2 separate regions of the Homo sapiens genome follow, and region 2 is linked to region 1. A link is a contact called in ENCODE Hi-C or POLR2A ChIA-PET data. All regions are on one chromosome and are shown on one strand. The core of a region is the stretch at or near the end of the contact, and the rest is flanking DNA. Distances in the headings are between cores, read along the strand shown. Region 1 holds the start of PHB2 (prohibitin 2). Region 2 holds the start of MLF2 (myeloid leukemia factor 2).

Evidence for each region. A loop is a pair of places that touch in the nucleus more often than their neighbours do. ChIA-PET counts read pairs that join two places held with the same protein, here RNA polymerase II (POLR2A). Pooled maps may share reads with other maps.
Region 2: a map of B cell shows a loop between it and region 1 (20-fold over the local background). The contact joins the promoter of MLF2 here to the promoter of PHB2 in region 1. A Hi-C loop is called at or near these places in 7 of 168 maps with a recorded cell type or tissue (A673, B cell, CD8-positive, alpha-beta T cell and 3 more), 2 of 37 single-sample maps with no recorded cell type and 12 of 50 pooled maps. POLR2A ChIA-PET finds 5 or more read pairs at or near these places in 5 of 52 experiments (HEK293, HEK293T, MCF 10A and 2 more).

What each region holds. Positions count from the first base shown.
Region 1 is chr12:6,968,683-6,973,959 of GRCh38, reverse strand. PHB2 (prohibitin 2) reads left to right here and starts at 3,296. Exons shown (of 10, transcript NM_001144831.2): 1 at 3,296-3,543; 2 at 3,680-3,764; 3 at 4,383-4,462. The coding sequence starts at 3,417. It overlaps EMG1 (EMG1 N1-specific pseudouridine methyltransferase), which reads right to left and starts at 3,047. Exons shown (of 6, transcript NM_006331.8): 1 at 2,869-3,047. The coding sequence starts at 3,036. RefSeq lists enhancers at 2,740-2,859, 2,910-3,089, 3,180-3,249, 2,770-3,372.
Region 2 is chr12:6,750,857-6,756,016 of GRCh38, reverse strand. MLF2 (myeloid leukemia factor 2) reads left to right here and starts at 2,876. Exons shown (of 9, transcript NM_001382226.1): 1 at 2,876-3,078; 2 at 3,655-3,732; 3 at 3,963-4,092; 4 at 4,341-4,376. The coding sequence starts at 3,683. RefSeq lists enhancers at 2,320-2,489, 2,520-2,569 and a silencer at 2,740-2,979.

The DNA of each region.
Region 1 (5,277 bases), core at 2,047-4,546:
GTGTTTATTACAGGAGCAGTAAGTAGGTACTGTGCAAAATATCGAGTCACCACCCTCAGTTTGCGTACACCAAACATGCACTAAGTGAAGAGCTGCAAATCTGAACAAGAAATGTGAAGGCCGGGCGTGGTGGCTCACGCCTGTAATCCCAGCACTTTGGGAGGCCGAGGCGGGCAGATCACAAGGTCAGGAGATTGAGACCATCGTGGCTAACACGGTGAAACCCCATCTCTACTAAAAATATAAAAAATTAGCCGGGCATGGTGGCAGGCGCCTGTAGTCCCAGCTACTTGGGAGGCAGAGGCAGGAGAATGGCATGAACCCAGGAGGCGGAGCTTGCAGCGCCACTGCACTCCAGCCCGGGCAACAGAGCGAGACTCCATCTCAAAAAAAAGAAATGTGAAAACTAATGATGCAGGAGGCAGTTTAATCAAAGAAAACTCTCAGAAGTAAAAGGAAGAGGGGTTATTCCCAGTTTTAAGACGGGCATGGGGGCAGATGCAGTGGCTCACGGCTGTAATCCCAGCACTCTGGGAGGCCAAGGCAGGCAAATCACTTAAGGTCAGGAGTTCAAGACCAGCCTGGGCAACATGGCGAAACCCCATCTCTACTAAAAATACAAAAATTAGCTGGGCATGGTGGCACATGCCTGTAGTCCTAGCTACTTGGGAGGCTAAGGTGGGAGGATGGCTTGAGCCCAGGAGACAGAGATTGCAGTGAGCCAAGACTGTACCACTGCACTCCAGCAAGACCCTGTCTCAAAAAAAAGAAAAAAGAAAGACTGGCATGAGCAAAGGTACAGATGGAATCAAGACAAAGTAGCCAGGTGTGGTGGCTTATGCCTGTGATCCCAACACTTTAGGAGGCCGAGGTGGAAGGATCACTTGAGCCCAGGAATTTGAGACCGGCCTGGGCAACACGGTGGGACCCTGTCTCACAAAAAAAAAAAAAAAAATTAGCCAGGCGCAGTGCCATTTGCTGGCAGTCCCAGTTACTCAGGAGGATGAGGTGGGAGGACTGCTTGAGCCAGGGAAGTAGAGGCTGCAGTGAACCATCACACCACTGCACTCTGTTGCCCAGGCAACAGAGCAAGACCCTATCTCAAAAAAGAAACAAAAAAGAAAAAGTGGAAACGAAGAAAGGAAATTTTGAGGAAAATTGGGAGCTGAGACACTAAAGGGCAGTGATTATATATGAAGCTGCTTTGTAAACCACAGAATCCTAATGTATCAAGCACAAAGCCAAAAATAATTCTGGAGTAAGCAGGGCAGGATGGGAATGACTGACAGACACTATCCTAACAACTCTCTGTACACTGGAAAAGACATCAGAAGTTTGATGTTAAAGAAGTGGACTACATCTGTAGCAGCTAAAAGAAATAATTCCAAGTTGCAATTTGGAGTCCCAAGGAGCATTAGGGTGGTCAGTAAAAAGTCTAAAAACAAACTGTTATATACAAATACAAGTTTTGGAAGGTTAAGTTTTTATGTATCACTGGAATGTATATGTCTAGCAACATTCTTGAGATATATGGCTCCAAAAAGTCTGCGAAAAAAGGGATGTAGATTTTGAAATTGAATAGTTGAAGTAATGTCACAGAGAGCACAAAGAACAAATGACCAAGAACTAAGTCCATGAGACACCCTTAGTTATAGAAGAAAAAAACCTTCTTGAATGAATAATACAGTTTCAACCCATTAGTAGGATATAATCATGTTTTCTATTCTTTTAATAGATTACAGGCGCAGGCCTGTAATCCCAGCTACTCTGGAGGCTGAGGCAGGAGAATCGATTGAACCCGGGAGGCGGAGGCTGCAGTGAGCCAAGATCGTGCCACTGCACTCCAGCCTGGTAGAGACTGAGACTCCATCTCAAAAAAAAAAAAAAAAAAAAGTGTATTTAGAACGAAGATTAAAATCCTGGCCTGACTTCTAAACCAATGCGATTTCTTCTGGGCCTATTCAATTAGTTCTAACGGGTAAGAGAAAGGAGGAGGAAGAACACTGCCCAAGGCTTTAAGATAGAGAACTGCTGGTTCTATTACATGTGGGGAAAGAGATGAATGATAGATAAAAATGCAGATGTAAAAGTTTTAAATAATAACCAGGTCTGGACAGTGTATCATAGGTGGATATTAGAGAGAGGTGACTATGGATACTAATGAATTGAAACACGAAGCCCTTACAAAAAGTGTGGGCAGACTAGGCTACATAACTACGTTTCTCATCTGCCCAGTAACTTGTCTTGGGATGTGGAATGACGCAAGGAACGAAACTTTCCTCTGCTTAGACTACTATACCACAGAATCCTGGTAAACCAATTGGAAGCAAGGAGGTGAGGGCTAGAATATCATTCAAAAAGAGCAAAAGAAAATGAGTACTACCGGCCGGGCACAGTGGCTCACGCCTCTAATCCCAACACTTTGGGAGGCCGAGGCGGGCGGATCACTTGAGGTCAGGAGTTCGAGACCAGCGTGGCCAACATGGTGAAACCCCATCTGAACTAAAAATACAAAAAAATTAGCCGGGCGTGGTGGCACCTGCCTGTAGTCCCAGCTACTCCAGAGGCTGAGTCAGGAGAACTGTTTGAAGGCGGGAGGCAGAAGTTGCAGTGAGCCGAGGTCGCGCAACTGCACTCCAGCCTGGGCGACAGAGCGAGACTCCGTCTCAAAAAAAAAAAAAAAAAGAAAGAAAAATGAGTACTACCATCCCAGGATGTCAAATCAACGCAAAGCCAACCAAGCCACCTTCCTTCAAAAGCATCTTTCACCCCTCTCTGCTTTCTACATCCACTCTGGGCCCCTTACCCTCATTCCACGGAGTCCCAACCTATCGATTTACTACTTCTCCACTTCCTGTCCCAAACTACCTTGACTGTCTCCAGACTGGCCCCTTCCAGCACCACAATAAGCCTACGGCCTCCGATCTTGTTTCCTGCCCCTAGTCGGGGCCGCTTGGGTGGCAGAGCATCCCAGTCCTGTGCCTGCTCCCCACCGCTTCGTTCACGAGGCTTGAATCCATCACTGGGCGCGGCCATCTTGCAACAATACCGGAAGTTGCGCTAACGCTCTTAAATAAGAACAGCGCGGCTTCTAATCACAAATTTCCTTCCGGCTGCCATTTTGAAAGTGGGCCAGGAAATGGAGATGACTTGCTGTCTTGCGCTGCCCTCCCTGGGAGGGCAGCCTTCCAGAAAGGGGCGGGACTTCCGTATGCGCGATTCCTGTGCGCGAAGTTCGGGTCCGTAGTGGGCTAAGGGGGAGGGTTTCAAAGGGAGCGCACTTCCGCTGCCCTTTCTTTCGCCAGCCTTACGGGCCCGAACCCTCGTGTGAAGGGTGCAGTACCTAAGCCGGAGCGGGGTAGAGGCGGGCCGGCACCCCCTTCTGACCTCCAGTGCCGCCGGCCTCAAGATCAGACATGGCCCAGAACTTGAAGGACTTGGCGGGACGGCTGCCCGCCGGGCCCCGGGGCATGGGCACGGCCCTGAAGCTGTTGCTGGGGGCCGGCGCCGTGGCCTACGGTGTGCGCGAATCTGTGTTCACCGGTGAGCAACCTCCGCCTGCTCGCCGGACGCTTCCAGTCCCTCCCCCAAACCCCTTGCCCTGTCCCCGCGCCCCTCCACGGGCCTAGCATTTCCTCTGAGCAGCGGCCTGGCCTGATCACCACCCATCTCCCCACAGTGGAAGGCGGGCACAGAGCCATCTTCTTCAATCGGATCGGTGGAGTGCAGCAGGACACTATCCTGGCCGAGGGCCTTCACTTCAGGTAATGGCGGGCAGAGCCTGCTGACCCTGACCTTTCACCCTTGACGCCGACCCAGCAGTGGCTATAGTCGGACGTGCAACAGGATTCAACGCTGCTCTTTTCCCACCCTCCTCATCCCTGCCCCTAGGATAGTGGGTGCTGCGAGAACCTCCAGCAGCATACAAACTGTTGTTTTCCAGAGGGACAAGAGAATCTCTCCTTGTCTGTGGTCGTGGAGAGGAGCAGGCCAAAAAACGCGTGGTGAGGGGAAACCGGGCAAGGCTAGTGAAACTGCGGCCTTTTCTTTTTTTTTTTTTGGAGAGGGAGTCTTGCTCTGTCGCCCAGGCTGGAGTGCAGTGGCGCGATCTCGGCTCACTGCAACCTCCGCCTCCTGATTTCAAGCGATTCTCCTGCCTCAGCCTCACGAGTAGCTGGGATTACAGGCGCCCGCCACCACGCCCGGCTAATTTTTGTATTTTAGTAGAGACGGGGTTTCACTATGTAGATCAAGCTGGTCTCGAACTCCTGACCTCAAATGATCCGCCCGCCTCGGCCTCCCAAAGTGCTGGGATTACAGGCGTGAGCCACCGCGCCCGGCCGAAACTGTGGCCTCTTAATACCTATCCCTGTCCTCTCCAGGATCCCTTGGTTCCAGTACCCCATTATCTATGACATTCGGGCCAGACCTCGAAAAATCTCCTCCCCTACAGGCTCCAAAGGTAGGTCTGAGCACTTGGTAATCACATGGCAGGTGGGATGATCAAGGTAGCTGGCAAGAAACCCCAGGGGAATATGGTAGTGTCAGGCCTTTAGGCCTCTTTCCACATCTGCAAGAGCTGTAACAAAAATACCTGCCTCCTGGGGTCAAAGCAGCAAATTCTGAACACACTGTGTTTGCGTGCTTTTTACTGTCTCCTCCCTGACGTGTATTCAATAAGAGTATTGTTTGTCCCTCGTCTTGTTCACTGCCTAGATCAAAGCTTTGTTTTAAAGCCTTTTTTTTCTAACTGCTTGACTTACTATATCTACAGTTACATCCACTAGTACACTCTGTTCTGGAGAAGTTTGTCCCTAAGCTTGACTAGTTCACCTGTTCTCTCCTTCTAGACCATACATAAAAGCCGTGCCTTTGAGTTCCCCAGACCTCTTCCTCCTCCCCACCCACGCACACATATACACCCTGGGTCAGGTAGCTCACCTGTAACCTGTAATGTACTTCTTTGTGCTATACCTAGTGCAGGTCGCTTATTCATTTACTAGACTGGGCCCTGGGAATAAAAGATTCATTAAACACAATTCTTGTCCCCCAAGTCCTTACAGGAGACATGATTACGGTACAGCACGAAAGCGCCCACGTTAGAGGTTGCACAGAGTACAGAGGGGGAAAGAGTAGTCAGCTCTGCTGGTGACGGGGTTTGCAGTTCAAGGCTTCACAGTGGGTGAGGGTGCATTTCAGCTGTGCTGCGTCTTGTCTTCCTTGTCAGCCTGATTAACTCTCCTCCCCCCAGGGTAGTGCCAGGCTGTACACCATTGC
Region 2 (5,160 bases), core at 1,627-4,126, 220 kb after region 1:
AACTCCAGGGCTCAAACGAGCCTCCTGCCTTGGCTTCCCAAAGTGTTGGAATTACAGGTGTGAGTCACTGTGCCTGGCCAACAATTTCCTTTTTTTTTTTTCTTTTTTTTATTGAGACGGAGCCTTGCTCTGTCGCCCAGGCTGGAGTGCAGTGGCAAGATCTCGGCTCATTGCAACCTCTGCTGCTGGGTTCAAGCGATTCTCATGCCTCAGCCTCCCAAGTAGCTGGGAGTACAGGCACGTGCCACTATGCCTGGCTAATTTTTTTGTATTTTTAGTAGAGACAGGGTTTTGCCATGTTGGCCAGGTTGGCCAGGCTAGTCTCGAACTCCTGACCACAAGTGATCCAACCACCTCGGCCTCCCAAAGTGCTGGGATTACAGGCGTGAGCTACCGCGCCTGGCCAGCAGATTCTTAAGTTTTGGAAGGAAGAAGAGAAAGGACTCTAGGCACCTAAAGGCGGTACGTAAAGGATAGCAGGTGGCTGAGCACAGTGGTTCATGTCTGTAATCCCAGCACTTTGGGAGGCCAAGTTTGGGCGAATCACTTGAGCTCAGGAGTTTGAGACCAGCCTGGGCAACATGATGAAACTCCCCATCTCTACAATTTAATTAAAAAAAAAACAAAAAAACGGATAACAGGTAACTAAAAAAGAAAAAGGTGGCTACAAGACTGTATGCCTTCAATTGGCAGAGACCGTGTCTTATATTTTGTATGTATGCTTAATACAATGTACCTAGGACAGTTCCAGGCCTCATTAAACATTTGCTTTTTATTTTTATTTTTATTTTTTTTGGAACAGAGTCTCGCTCCATCCCCCAGGCTGGAGTGCAATGGCGTGATCTCGGCTCACTGCAACCTCCACTTCCCAGGCTCAAGTGATTCTCCTGCCTCAGCCTACTTGTGGGATTACAGGTGCTTGCTACCATGCCCGGCTAATTTTCGTTTTTGTTGTAGTTGTTGTTTTGAGACGGAGTCTCACTGTCGCCCAGGCTGGAGTGCAGTGGCACAATCTTGGCTCACTGCAATCTCCATCTCCTGGGTTCAAGCGATTCTCCTGCCTCAGCTTCCTGAGTAGCTGGGATTACAGACATGTGCCACCACGCCCAGCTAATTTTTGTATTTTTAGTAGAGACTGGATTTCACTTTGTTGGTCAGGCTGGTCTCGAACTCCTGATCTTGTGATGTGCCCGCCTCAGCCTCCCAAAGTGTTGGGATTACAGGCGTGAGCCACTGCGCCAGGCCTTAAACATTTGTTGATTGGCTGGACAATAAAGAACTTGCTTTAGAAGGAGGAGAGGACAAAAGAAAAAAAATGGATAGGATCTCTTTAGTTAAGTTTCAGCCACAGAACCTTTACTGGGACAACTCTTGATCACATGTCAAACTGCTTTCATTTGGGGCAAGAGGATAAGGGGAAGTTGCATGGTGGGAAGTGCAGAGATCTGGAAGACAGAAGATTTTACTAAGTCTCTTCCCCCAGAAATAGCAATGAAAAACAAATTTACTTGTATTCTGTCTGTTTTCCTTTGACTTGCCAGTCTGTCAGCTTATATCTTAATTATCTATCTCTGCTCCCTGTCTCTATTATTGTTTTTTCCTCTTTAATAATGATCAAGTCCAAAGAAACGTGAGAAGCCCTGTTCCTAGCACCTTTTCCTGAGTCACCAGGGACCCCCTCTTTCTCCCCCAGGGAATTACTGGGAACAAGTCTTTCTCATTGGGTCAGACTCCACACAGCACTAATATGGCTAAAAGCCAGAGTAAAGAACCAGGGAAAGCTGGAGTTTGGATGAGTCTGGTTAAAGTCCATCCTAGACAGTCCAAATGCCCTGACCCCAAAGGGGAAGGCCCTTCTCTCCAGCAGAGCCAGATTTTATGCAAGACATTTAGTATGTCAAAGTATCAGTCTCTGGCCTTGGAGGCAGGTCTTCTGGGCCCCGTTTTAGCTCCTCCCCTGGGTGATCCAGGTTAACTGAGCTCTCCACTCCTTTGTTCCCCCAAACTTTAGACCTTTGACCTAAGAAAGCAACCAAGAAAGGTCAGTGCAGGACTGGGAGCTCTTGAGGACACAAGAATTAGAGTAAAAGGAAGGGGAGAGTGGCATTAAACTAATAGATTCAGAACTGTAGCCTTTCCCCAGTCCAACCCTTCACAGATGGGTAACGGGGGAGGGTCCAGGTCCCTCTCCAACGCGAGTTCTCAAGGGCCTCCGGTTCCAGCCTGGCCGAGGAGCGCCATCTGGCGGCCAACCCCCCAACCTGGATCCTCTGCCCCATCCGACTTTCTGAAGCCCGAACTAGATCTGGGCTGGAGAGTTTCACCTCCTCTGCGTCACTCCGGGGACTCCGCCCTGCCAGGAACGCTCCTCCTCAAGCGGGGACAGGCCCAAGCGCCTCCCCCGCAGGAAAACTGCCCATCCTCCCTCTAGGGTAGACTGCTTCTCCAGTAGAGTCGGCTTAAAGCTCCCCCCAGGGATCCGCCCCGCCTCGTCGCCCACAGAGCGCCCGCCTCTCCCCAAGGGGCATCTGCCCCTCGTCCTCCAGTTTCCCCTTGAGGAGGGAGAGAGAACGTGCTGCACTGCGCCCCCAGGTTCAACCTCCAACCCGGTCCCTCCCGAAGAATGGATTCCTCTTCTCCTTCTCCTCCCCTGCCTTATGGGAGCCTCTTCCAGTCCACAGAACCCAAATCGAGGTTACTAATGAGCTCCCCTTCTTCGTGCCCAGGGGACCCCTCTCGGCCTCAGGCTCTGCTCCCCTGAGCTTGGCCCATGGCCCCGGCGCCCCTGGGACTCGGCCCCAGCCATCTCACCACCCGCGCCAGGGGGCGGGGCTCCCACGGCCCGGCCCCGGGTGGGCGGGTCTATCGTGACGTCACTTCCGCCCGGGCCTGGCCGAGGTTCGGGCTCCGTTGGCCGAGGGGGCCGTACGGAGGTGGCAGCTGTGGGAGGAGGCGGCGTGGAAGGCCGAGGAGCTCAAGCCCGGACCAATCCCCACGTTCCGGGCCGCGACCCTGACCCTGCAGCGTACCGGGAAGCGAAACCGGCCGGATGGGCCGCTGAGCCCGAATCGGGCACTGGTGAGGCTCGGGCAGAGCTGGCAGCCCCGGACGGGAGCGGGCCCACGGGGCTGCAGGGTCTGGGAGCCCGGGATGCGGGGTGGGGAGAGGAGAGGCTCAGGCCTACCTCTCCTGCTCGCCTGGCGGGGAGGCGGGAGCTAGAGGAGTCGCAGACAGGCGCGGGGGGCTTAGTGAGGCCCGCCTGGGGGAGGCCTGAGTGTAAGGAGGGGGCGGGGTGACTGGGGTCATTAATGGGGCGGAGGACCTGCACTTGGCATTCTCATCTAGAACGGTGTCGTCGGCGGGAGGAGGGGAGAGTATGCTACCGGCCAGAGCTTTGGGAAGAGGATGGCTCTGAGTGGGGGAGGGAAAAACCGAGAGGGTTGGAAAAATTTTCCATGGCCCTAATTGAGAAAGAGGTTTGAAGAGCCCTTCCCTCCCTAGAGGGTTGTGTGGAACACCTGGAGTAGGGTCTCCCTGGAGTTTAGGGGGTCAGTTACAGGATTTGGAAAGGACAGTGCTCTGAGAGTCCCCACACTGAGTGGGTGTGCAAAACCCTGGCCACCTCCAAGTATCTGAGCTTCCATATCTTTCCAGTGTGGAGCCCCCTGGAGCTGAGATCAGGATGTTCCGCTTCATGAGGGACGTGGAGCCTGAGGATCCCATGTTCCTGATGTGAGTATTCCCTCCCCCTCAAGCTCTCCCACTCCAGGTCTCTGAGCAGTTCAGGCAGACATCGGGGTTCCCATTGCTAGGAATGGTTGGAACTGGCTGGATACCTAGCTCCTACCTAGCAGGAAGTAGGCATCGGTGCCACTGTTGCTCTGTGCGTATTTTTTTGCAGGGTGGTGGAGGGATTGACAGTTTGGCGCTTCTGCCATCCATACTATGTGCTCACTCCACAGGGATCCCTTTGCTATTCACCGTCAGCATATGAGCCGTATGTTGTCAGGTGGCTTTGGATATAGCCCCTTCCTCAGCATCACAGATGGCAACATGCCAGGGACCAGGCCTGCCAGCCGCCGGATGCAGCAGGTAATGATGCTGAGACACACCTGAGACCCAAAGAAAGGTTGGAGGTTAGTTAGGAAAGCACTTAATTTTCTTGCACTACAGCCAACTGAGCAAGTGAAATGCTCTAGGAGTTGGGGAAAGGGTCAGGAAAAAGGGCTTTGTGACTCCCTTTTGAGAGGATGGAAAAAAATTGAGGCCATGGGCCTGGTTTGGGATTGTAAAGAGATAGGATGTGGTCTCTAATTTCTGTTCCTCATGTGTTCCTGTAGGCTGGAGCTGTCTCCCCCTTTGGGATGCTGGGAATGGTGAGTCTTTATCTCCCTGTGTCCTTCCATCTCAGACACACTCTCTACCCTTAGATATTATTCCCAAATGTGCCTCTTAGGAATAGTTTCATGAGTAACCCCAGAATCTTCTCTTTTTATGGCATTCACAAAGCTCTGAGCCTGTTGGGTACTAGGAGCCCTGTGGGTTAAAGGTGTTAAACTCTTGTTGGGAGGCCGAGATGGGTGATCACTTGCAGTCAGAAGTTCGAGACCAGACTGGCCAACATGGTGAAACCCCGTCTCTACTAAAAATACCAAAAAAGCCAGGCATGGTGGCACACACCTGTAGTCCCAGCTACTCTTGAATCCGGGAGGTGGAGATTGCAGTGAGCCGAGACTGCGCCACTGCCCTCCAGCCTGGGCAACAGAGCCAGACTCCATCTCAAAAAAAAAAAAAAGAAAAGATGTTATTAACTGTTGTACTCCTAGAAGTTCATACGCATTAGGAAGATGTAATTGTCTAGCAAAATTTGTTCTTTTGAGGAGGGAAGTGCAGTTAAAGGGCCAACTAGAGATGATTTTTTGGTAGGTTTTAACAATTTCATGCCTTACCTCTTTAGAGTTTAGAATCCATTACTTTGGCTTGCTTCCTAAAGATGGGGGGAATATAGCAAGCAGGAGAAGGAAAATTGGATCACAGCAGTCACAGAGACTGAGGAAGGGGTCAGCAGTTCACAGGAGGAGAAATATGAGTATTCTGGTTATTTTAACAGAATGAGAAAGAGAACTTGCTAGATGTGAAGGAAGAAGAGAAAGGAAATGT